3 separate regions of the Homo sapiens genome follow, and regions 1 and 3 are each linked to region 2. Evidence: chromatin contacts called from ENCODE Hi-C or POLR2A ChIA-PET data. All regions are on one chromosome and are shown on one strand. The core of a region is the stretch at or near the end of the contact, and the rest is flanking DNA. Distances in the headings are between cores, read along the strand shown. Region 1 has its middle 37 kb from the start of TRIM71. Region 2 holds the start of DYNC1LI1 (dynein cytoplasmic 1 light intermediate chain 1). Region 3 holds the start of TRIM71 (tripartite motif containing 71).

Region 1 (2,928 bases), core at 84-2,583, 210 kb before region 2:
CACAGTGTGACGGAACTCTTCCTTGTATTGATATGGAACATGGCCCCTATTATTCAGGCACGGCCCCTATTATCCAGGCACATGAAGCAGCTTCCTATCCCTTTGTATCTGCCCACCTGAAATGACACCTCCTCCATGGAGCCTGGTTTGAATTATTGGGTCTTTGTTGTTTGTCAGTTTGGCTTGGGGCTCTTGAGCCTAGGACTATGTTGTCATCTCCTCTTTTCTGCCCTGTACACTGGGCAAGTTATCTTGCCTAGAGCAGGCAGCTGGAAGGGGTTTAAAAAAATATGATTGAGGCCGGCAGGGCGCAGTGGTTTAGGCCTGTAATCCCAGCACTTTGGGAGGCCGAGGAGGGTGGGTCACCTGAGGTCAGGAGTTCGAGACCAGCCTGGCCAACATGGTGGAAACTCCGTCTCCACTAAAAACACAAAAATTAGCTAGGTGTAGTGGCGCACGACTGTAATCCCAGGTACTCAGGAGGCTGAGGCAGGAGAATCGCTTGAACCCAGGAGGCAGAGGTTGCAGTGAGCCAAGATCGCGCCACTACACTCCAGCCTGGGCGACAAAGCGAGACTCTGTCTCAAAAAACAACAACAACAACAATAACAACAACGAAAAATAAGACAAAAAAGGTATCCGCCCTTTCCCTTCACTCACAAATAAAGTAGTGAAACAAATAATTAAATACTGAGACAGAATAAAATTAAATAATGGGGAAAACAGAATTAATGAAGTAAAATTAATGAAGTAAAACCATAAACCAAATAAAATATTGAAGTGAAATAAGTGAAATAAAATAAAATGAAATAAATAAAAATAAAAGAAATAAAATAAGTCACATGAAACGGAGTTAATGAAGCAAGCTCCGCGGTGGCAGAAGGAGACGTGCGGGTACCTGCCGGCCGGGCTTCGGCGTTTCCGCGGCGCTCTGGGCCCCGGATGTGGGCCACAGCTGAGGGTCAGCTGGAGGGCGGGTGGGGCTCCTCGCCGAAGTGCCCCTGGGCTTGACAGCGTTCCCCGCCCTTCTGGGGCCTGCTGCGCCGACCGTGCCGCCGGTAGGTGGTGCTCTGGGTCCCGAGCCTCGCGCTGCGCCCGCGATTAAGTCCGCCCGGCGCCGCCGCGCCGGCCGCTGGGTCAGTCCGCGCATTTGCGCTCCGGGCGCCTGTGCTCAAGAGAGGGACCCCGGTGGCCCCTCAACTCTGGGTTGTGTCTTCTTCCGTAAAACGTGCATGAAATACCCTTACCCCTTCGGCCCCGCCACCTGCGGTCGCTTGGATGCCACTGAAGACGAACCACGTAATGGGTAGTTTGGAGCCCCTAGTGTCACGCCAAACACAGCGTGTTCGCCACAGGACATAAATGTGACGCTGTAGTGGGGCATGGCTCAGCCAACGCCGTGCCCTTCCTCGCTGGAACAGAGGTTGTTCCAGATACAACTCTCTTTGTCAAGTGTCTCAAGTATGGAGTAAAAAATGTTCACCTGCCCGGCTCCCCAGGGGAAAGGCTATCCATTCAGAAAGTAGCTATTTGTGGCTTTAACCGGGATGAAATAAATGACGGCAGAGGACGTTTGAAGGCGGCCCCGGCCCGAGGACAGAAGTCCCCGGCCAGCCGTGCTGGGGTGGGGGAGGGCCGAGGGTGGGGACGGGGATCTGGGGCCGCTCACATGCAAATGCGCCGGGACAATCCGGCCGGGCGCCTCTGCGCCTCCGGGAGGCCGAGGCAGGAACAAAGCATTAGCATTTTCTACATGTGAAAGGCCTGCATTCCTGGGCGGGGAGGCCCCCGGGGCGCCGCCCCCCTCTTCCCATTCACACTCGGGACCACACAGAGCGCCTCTCGCGCCAAAAGCTCCGAGGTTCGTTTCAGCTTTTCTTTTCATCCGAGCGATGCATACGAAATGTAGATATTTCCCTAAACGCCGGCTTTGACATTTAATGCGATCCTAAGTAGTCTGAAATGTGGACGGGATTAGGAGGAGGCTGGGGGCCCACAGGGACACTTGGCCAAATCCCCCTAAATCCTCCAGGACAATTGTTTGTCACCACACGGATTCCTATTGCCCCAAATGAGGGGGCTAATGAACTTCGCTGCCTCCTCCCGTCGCAGCCCCACTCCCACCCTGGAGCCTGCATTTCTGCCCAGTCCTTTCTAGGAAGAAAGGGAAGATGAATTTTTAAATTGCAAGTTTTCTGCATGGGTTTGGTTACTTTAGTCCAGGCCAAGTTGACTTGGAGGATTGACTTTGACCAGTAACTAACCCACCCGTCCCGGGCTACTATTTAACTCTCACTCCATAAAGGCGCAGAGGTCAAGGATGCTGAGGCCCTGTGAATCTTGGGCTTATGTTAATAGGCCTTCACCACCTTGAAAGAAGTAGGCCCTGGGTGTCGTTGCCAGGCCTAGAAAGGACATGTCACCAAAAATTCTGTTTAGCAGGCTTTATTGTTCACCTAGAACAATCCACACACTGTATAATGCACAGCCTGTCTTCAAAGGTACTTACAATCCAGTAGGGGAAAGAAAATGGTCAACAAAGAACACGTCATGAAAGACATGCGCTTGCAGATTTGCCTAGTTACTATGGGGCTGAAACAAAAAAGCTTCTGGGACCAGAGCATGCCCTCAGTAAGCATGTGTGAAATGAAGAGTGGGGGCATAAGAGGAAATCCCTTGGAGGAGGATAGGGCTATGGAGAGGCAGTGTGGGATGCCCAGGATGTTGACACATTAAAACTGGAAGGGAGAAAATTTTAGGCAGCAGAAGAGACTGAAGCAAAGCTCTGAGGGTAGGAAATGGTGACTCCTTTTAGGGGATGGCAGAGAATCCAGTGGTGGAACAAATGGGGCATAAGGGAGGGATTAATAGTAGCTAAACTGGGTGTGGTGGCTCATGCCTGTAATTCCAGCACTTTGGGAGGTGGGA
Region 2 (3,021 bases), core at 235-2,734:
TAATTTTTTGTAGAGCCGGGGTTTCGCCATGTTGCCCAGGCTGGTCAAGAACTCCTGGGCTTAAGCAATCTGCCTGCCTTGGCCTCCCAAAGCGCTGGCATTACAGGTGACAAAGAATTTTAGCTCCAAGAGTTCTTTAGGCCCATCACTTCTAGAGGTTGGTCAGATATTAATGGTGTGAAAGGTAAAGAAAGTCATTGATAACAATTAACATGTGGTAAGCGCTTAAGATTTGCCAGTCGTTATTCTAAGCCATTTTACATGAATCATCCCGTTTAATCTCAATAACAACTCTAAGTTCTTTTATCCTCATTTGACAGATAAGGAAACTGAGACTCACGGAGGTTAAGTAAATTGCCTAAGGTTACACAGCCAGTAAACTCGAAGAGCTAGACCTGAACTCAGATTTGCCAGCCTCCAAAGGCTTCCAGACTTCTAACCGTAATGCTAATATATAGCAAATAGTCTTTAGTTGTGGATTTTCTCACTAGCATAACAGCATTGATCAGGCCATATTCTAGCAAGTGATTTTCAAATATGAAGTGACAGAGATAACATACAAAGGCCAGGCAATTTTAAGCAAATGCTCTTACAGGTGTACTAGGACAGAGCCTTAAAACCAATGACTCCTTCTAAACATGGAGTTCAGACATTCAAATACCTTTACCTAGTAAAGTTCTAATAGAAAAGGAGTTATTTTAGGGCTAGTATAAGTCCATCCATGTATTCCCAGTGTCAACTGTGCTCGACGTAGTAAGTGTGGAATCAATGTCTAGTGACCGGTTAGATGACCCGCATAGTGGATCTTTTCAAATCTCACATGGAGGATCTCATACAAAAACATTAAGAACATTAAAGCAAGCCCTGACAATAATTTTTAAAAAATAACAGTCTATTTCCAGGGTAAACAATTACTTTGTCACGCCGCTGCTTAGGGGCTCGGAGAACCTGCTTCTGATGTGGGTCCAGGTTGAGGAACACTTCGCCACTTGAGAACGCAAATAAAGTCCAGAAATCCAGGACCACAGCAATACTCCAGCCCAGGGTTGCAGGGCAGCCTCTTTACCAGCCGGGCGACCCATTTCTATCTTGGCGCCGGCGAAGCGCCGGTTTGGGCGGGGGACCGCTCTCAGCCTGAACAGTGGGTGGGCCGGCAATGACAATGCAGGAATTCCGCGCAGGCCGCAGGGTTTGGGGACCTGTCTGAAGGGTGGGAGGGAGCACTTTTCACCTGACACACCCAACCCCCCTGCCGCAGCCCAGGGCCGCGGATGAGCGGAAGGAAAGCACTTCCATACTGTCAGATCACTGGGCTTCAGTTGCAGCATAGCGGCCCACCCCGCCGCCCGCGTACGCTCAGCCCCTCAGCGCCGGCCAGGCAGCCACGCACGCGCAGTCCGTTCTCGCTCGCTCCATCAGTCCTGGCCCGGCCCGGGGCCCCGCCCCCGCAGGCCCCGCCCCGCTCCCGTGCGCTGAACGCCCCATATCCGGGTTCCCGCCGCCTCCACCGCCACCGCCTCAGCCGCCTCGCACATTTAGTCTTGCCGGGAGTGGTGTGATTCCCGACCAAGATGGCGGCCGTGGGGCGAGTCGGCTCCTTCGGTTCTTCTCCGCCGGGATTATCCTCGACTTACACTGGCGGCCCCTTGGGCAACGAGATAGCGTCGGGCAACGGTGGCGCCGCGGCAGGCGACGACGAGGACGGGCAGAACCTTTGGTAACGACTCCACCTCTCCCTCAGCCCCCGCTGGCTCCCCCGGCCTTGCGCGGACGCCTCGGGATCCCGTGCCCGCTGGAGCTCGGCGCCGGGCCCGGCCACTGCGTTCCCGGCAGCCCCATCCCCGGCGCGCCGAGGCCGGGTCCGTCCCTCCCGCGCTGCGGCTCCGGCCTCCGGCCTCACCGTACGCCTTGCTTCCCGTTAGGTCCTGCATCCTCAGCGAGGTCTCCACCCGCTCGCGCTCCAAGCTCCCTGCGGGGAAGAACGTGCTACTGCTGGGTAAGTGTTCCCTGCCTCGCCCCGCCCCGCCCGGCCCCCAGCGGCCCGGGGTACCTGGTCCGCGGGCTAGCTCGCTGGCTCTCTTTGTGCGGACAGCCGGCCCAGCCCCGCCCCGCCTCGCCTCCCGACCTGTCGCGGATGGCTGGGAGAGAAGGGGAACACGAGACCCTTGACCCAGGACCTGCGGGGACCCGCCCTCCCTCAGGTTCCTCCTCCTCCTCCCCGGTATATGGGGGTGGCCCTGACAGCTTCCCCTGGGAAGGACAGAATTCGATCGCTCATCTGAGGGATTCTCGTGGCCTGGGGTTTATCTAGAAAATGACAGGTTTTCTTTCATCACAAAAATTGGTAGCAGGAGGCTCTTTGCGAGAGCTGCAGCGCAAATGGCATGCCATTAATATTTAATAGCTGACTCTTTGTATAATTGACAGAAGCTAGAACTAAGACCTGGCGATAAATGTTCTTGATTCAGCGTTCTCTGGTACAATGTGCTCGTGTTGCAGCTACCTTAACTGTCACATATAATTCTGAAATTTGTAAAGGGCAGTAGAACACAACTTTCTAGTTAAGTCTTTTCAGCCAAATGGATGTAATAAGGAGAAACGGTCCAGTGTCAGTTCTCCTGATTGTTCTGTATCTCCTCGGCTCTCTGGAAGTTGTGTATTCTGTTTCTTTAGTGACTCTGGGGGTGGGGATAGAGGACTGAGGGAGAATAGTTCGCAGATTCGCATTTTTCTAGGCTTAGCTCCTGAATCATTTATAGGAGAAATTTCTCTATATAGCTCTTTACATGCGAGATAACTGAAGTTTGGCTTATACGATGATTAAATTTAAAAACTTTGGTATTTGGTGTCGGCTCAATACCAGAGTTTTTTGTTGTTGTTGTTGTTGTTTTGGTTATATCCATCTAAAAACAGGAAACAAGAAGTCAAATACTACTTGATAGGCTGCGTGGTTAAATATGAATGTTTACATAGAAAAAATTACTTTTTTAATAGACTGCTGCCAAGCAAGAATATATGATT
Region 3 (2,899 bases), core at 35-2,534, 250 kb before region 2:
AGCAGGAGCAGGCCACGTCTACACAAACACACACACCTATCTCCTCCCAACTCACGCCTAACTCAAGACGATTGCCGCGTTTTGCCACACAGAAATTAAAATCAGAAAAGGGAGGACCCCACGCTATGGGATTTTTCGGAGCCCCTCGCGACACGTACACAGAATCCACTTCCACATACTTCCCAGGTCATGATCTACTTTGGTAGCAAGGACTGCCACGTAGCCAAAGGAAATACAAACCAAATCCGGAGAGGGCCTCCTCCCCTCGCTGTGGGACCGGCCGGGAAACGCTGTTGAGCACACACGCAGTTATCCGATGGACACAAACACACGCCCCCACGCACTCACCTCGTCGTCGTGGTGCTGGCAGAAGCCGAGGCGCTCGGGAAACACTGAGAGGATGGAGAAGGGCGGGCCGGGAAAGGGCGGCCCGAGCCCGAGCTGCTGCGCCGCTGCTGCGGCACCGGGACCCGGCGGGCCGCGCTCGATGTAGTGGTCCTTGGTGAGGCGCACGCGCTGGTGCGCTCGGACGCAGTTGTCGCACAGGTGCTCCTGGCAGTCGAGGCAGCGCGAAGAAGCTGCGTTGCCCTCATCGCACGAGCTGCAGCCGTGAGGACGGCGGAGCAGCAGCGCCGACGGGGAAGCGGCAGGGCCGCCGGGTGCCGAGCGGGAAGGCGCGGGCGGCTGCGGCGCCTGCGGGAGTGGCGGCGCGGAGGCGGACGCGCGCGGGTGCGCGTGGTGAGCGTGGTGCCGGTGGTTGCTGTGGCCGCCCGCTCCCGCCGGAGCGCCGGCGCGCCCGTTCTTGGGCGGCGGCTCGTCGGCAGTGGCCACCACCGCGTCGAGCAGGTTGCTAAGCAGGAAGGCGGACGAAGGCAGCGCGTCCATACCCGCCGCCTCGGCTAGCACTACTTTCTGGTCGCACACGGGGCAGCGCAGCTTGAGCGGCTCTCCCGCCGCGCCGCCGCCCGCCGCCGGCAGCCGGTGCGCCTCGAGGCAGGGGCGGCAGAAGGCGTGCAGGCAGGGCAGGACGTGTAGGCGGCGCGCCGCCGCCCCAGGGCCCCCGCCGCCGCCCCCCGACGACGTGGACGTCTGCGAGGAGGACGACGACGCGGACGAGTTGGAGGAGAGCGGCGCCGGCGAGCCGCACATCTCCTTGCACAGCAAGCAGATCTGGAAATCGGTCTCGGGGAACGAAGCCATTTGCAACCCAGCCCGGAGGAGGGAGGAGACCAGAGAGGAAGAGGAGGAGGAGGAGGAGAGAGCGGACGAGGTGGGTGGGGGAGTCACCGACTCACTCAGAAAAATGCATCGATTAGGCCTGCAATCCGGGAGCCGGCACCAGAGCAGCGCTGCCCGCTTGGCCTCGCCACGTCCGGCCCGAGCGCTGCCACCCCCGACACTGCAGGCATTAAATGCCACTATCCAGCGGCGACACAGATTCCTCCGGATAACTTGGGGGCCGCGTGCCTTCCGAAGAGGGAACGCCGGAACAAGCCCCGACAGGCGAGGGGCGAGCGGGGGCAGGGAGGTCGGAAGACTCCCTGGAGCAGCTGAGGCTTCCCTTCGCGATAGACGAAAGGAGTTCCCAAAAGGAGAGTTCGCTGTGCAGTCCCAGTCCCGGCGAGAGCAGAATTTGGTTCCACGAGTATTTGGTGCGTTGCTTTTCTTTAAACGGATTTAGTCTGTTCTTGGGAGGGGAAGGAGCCCCAAACTAGTAAAGGCGGGAGCGGTGCGTCGCCAAGCCGGTGTCTCCCCGCGCGACGTCGGCTGCCCCGCCGCATGACGCGGCGGCCAGGGGCTCCTGGGTGGCCCGGCGTGCTGCGCTTGGGGCTTGCGCACAGCCAGGCACGGCCTCCCCTGCAGGGCGGTGGGCCCCGCAGCAGCTGCAGCTCGTGGTGGCCCAGCCGCGGCCGCACGCGTGCAGTACGCACGCGCGTCCCACGCGCCTCGAGTCTTCCGCGCGCCTGCCCAGCCGGGCCGCGGCTGCCCGCGCTTAACACGCACGCGCGCCCCACGCGGCCCGGAGCCCTCGTGCCCCCGCCTCGCCTGGCCTGGGCGCCTCACGCACGCTCCTTCCCCTTCGGCTTAGCGCGCGGGGCCGCAGGTCCCCGCGGGCCGCCCTGAATTATTCATCGGCAGGAAGATATTAGATGTACCCGCTCCGCGCGGGCCGTCGTGCAATGCTATCCGAGCTCCGCGCGCGCCCTGCGCCCCTCCTCCTCCTCACGTCCGTCCTCTCTGAAACCTTGGCAGAGAAGGGGGATCACATTTCCTTTGTCATCGGGCCATTTCGCCCTCGCCTTGGTCCCCCCTCCGATCCCGAGCCTCGGGGATGGAGGCTCCTCTCGGGCGCGCTGGAATCAGTGGAACCGGCAACAGCCCCGCGCGGCGAGCTCGGGAGCCGCGTGGCCAACGCCGCCGGCTCGCGCCCGCGTCATCTTCTTTCTGAAAGGAGTCGCCGATCCGGACGCGGGTGGCCTCGGCCGCGCTGCGCCTACCGAGCTTTGCTCCCGCCGTGCCCCGGCCTCCTGGGGCTTTGCACAACTCCCCCAGTTCGGGTTGCGTGCGCGCGCGCGCGCCCCCTCTTTCTCTGCTTTGCCGCCTCTGCCTCCTCCTCCTCCTCCTCTTCTCTTCAGTACGCCGGTTATTGGGACTGATCGGAATTCGGAATCCTTTTAATCTCCAAAGGAGCAAACTCACTTCCGCCCGAGTGCTGGGAGGGGGCTGGGGGAGGGGAGGCAGGGGAGGGGGCTCCAGGCAAACAGGAAACATTAGCCCTCTCAGCACGGCCCGCTTTTGTGTGCTCCCTCCCTCCGCCCTCCAACCTCCTCCCTTCTCCCGGCCGCTGGGGAGATGAACGCCCCCGGGCTTCAGTGTGACGACCTTTGAAACCTTCTGA

What was found. A loop is a pair of places that touch in the nucleus more often than their neighbours do. ChIA-PET counts read pairs that join two places held with the same protein, here RNA polymerase II (POLR2A). Pooled maps may share reads with other maps.
Region 1: a loop to region 2 is called in a map with no recorded cell type, with 11 times the contacts of the local background. The contact joins the enhancer-like site here to the promoter of DYNC1LI1 in region 2. A Hi-C loop is called at or near these places in 6 of 37 single-sample maps with no recorded cell type and 9 of 50 pooled maps. POLR2A ChIA-PET finds 5 or more read pairs at or near these places in 3 of 52 experiments (H1 and WTC11).
Region 3: a map of HepG2 shows a loop between it and region 2 (23-fold over the local background). The contact joins the promoter of TRIM71 here to the promoter of DYNC1LI1 in region 2. A Hi-C loop is called at or near these places in 1 of 168 maps with a recorded cell type or tissue (HepG2), 1 of 37 single-sample maps with no recorded cell type and 3 of 50 pooled maps. POLR2A ChIA-PET finds 5 or more read pairs at or near these places in 1 of 52 experiments (WTC11).

Annotation. Positions count from the first base shown.
Region 1 is chr3:32,779,781-32,782,708 of GRCh38, reverse strand. No RefSeq gene overlaps it. Among named protein-coding and RNA genes, the nearest start is that of TRIM71, 37 kb to the left of the region's middle. RefSeq lists enhancers at 849-928, 693-1,412, 1,349-1,428, 1,413-2,134, 2,135-2,855 and a silencer at 1,029-1,108. Within about 2 kb of position 1,333, at least 10 of the 41 ENCODE cell types and tissues checked have a DNase peak (open chromatin) inside an H3K27ac peak, as active enhancers do.
Region 2 is chr3:32,569,321-32,572,341 of GRCh38, reverse strand. DYNC1LI1 (dynein cytoplasmic 1 light intermediate chain 1) reads left to right here and starts at 1,484. Exons shown (of 13, transcript NM_016141.4): 1 at 1,484-1,717; 2 at 1,923-1,996. The coding sequence starts at 1,572. RefSeq lists silencers at 1,287-1,546, 1,727-2,216 and an enhancer at 1,491-2,276.
Region 3 is chr3:32,816,382-32,819,280 of GRCh38, reverse strand. TRIM71 (tripartite motif containing 71) reads right to left here and starts at 1,284. Exons shown (of 4, transcript NM_001039111.3): 1 at 349-1,284. The coding sequence starts at 1,200. RefSeq lists an enhancer at 243-824.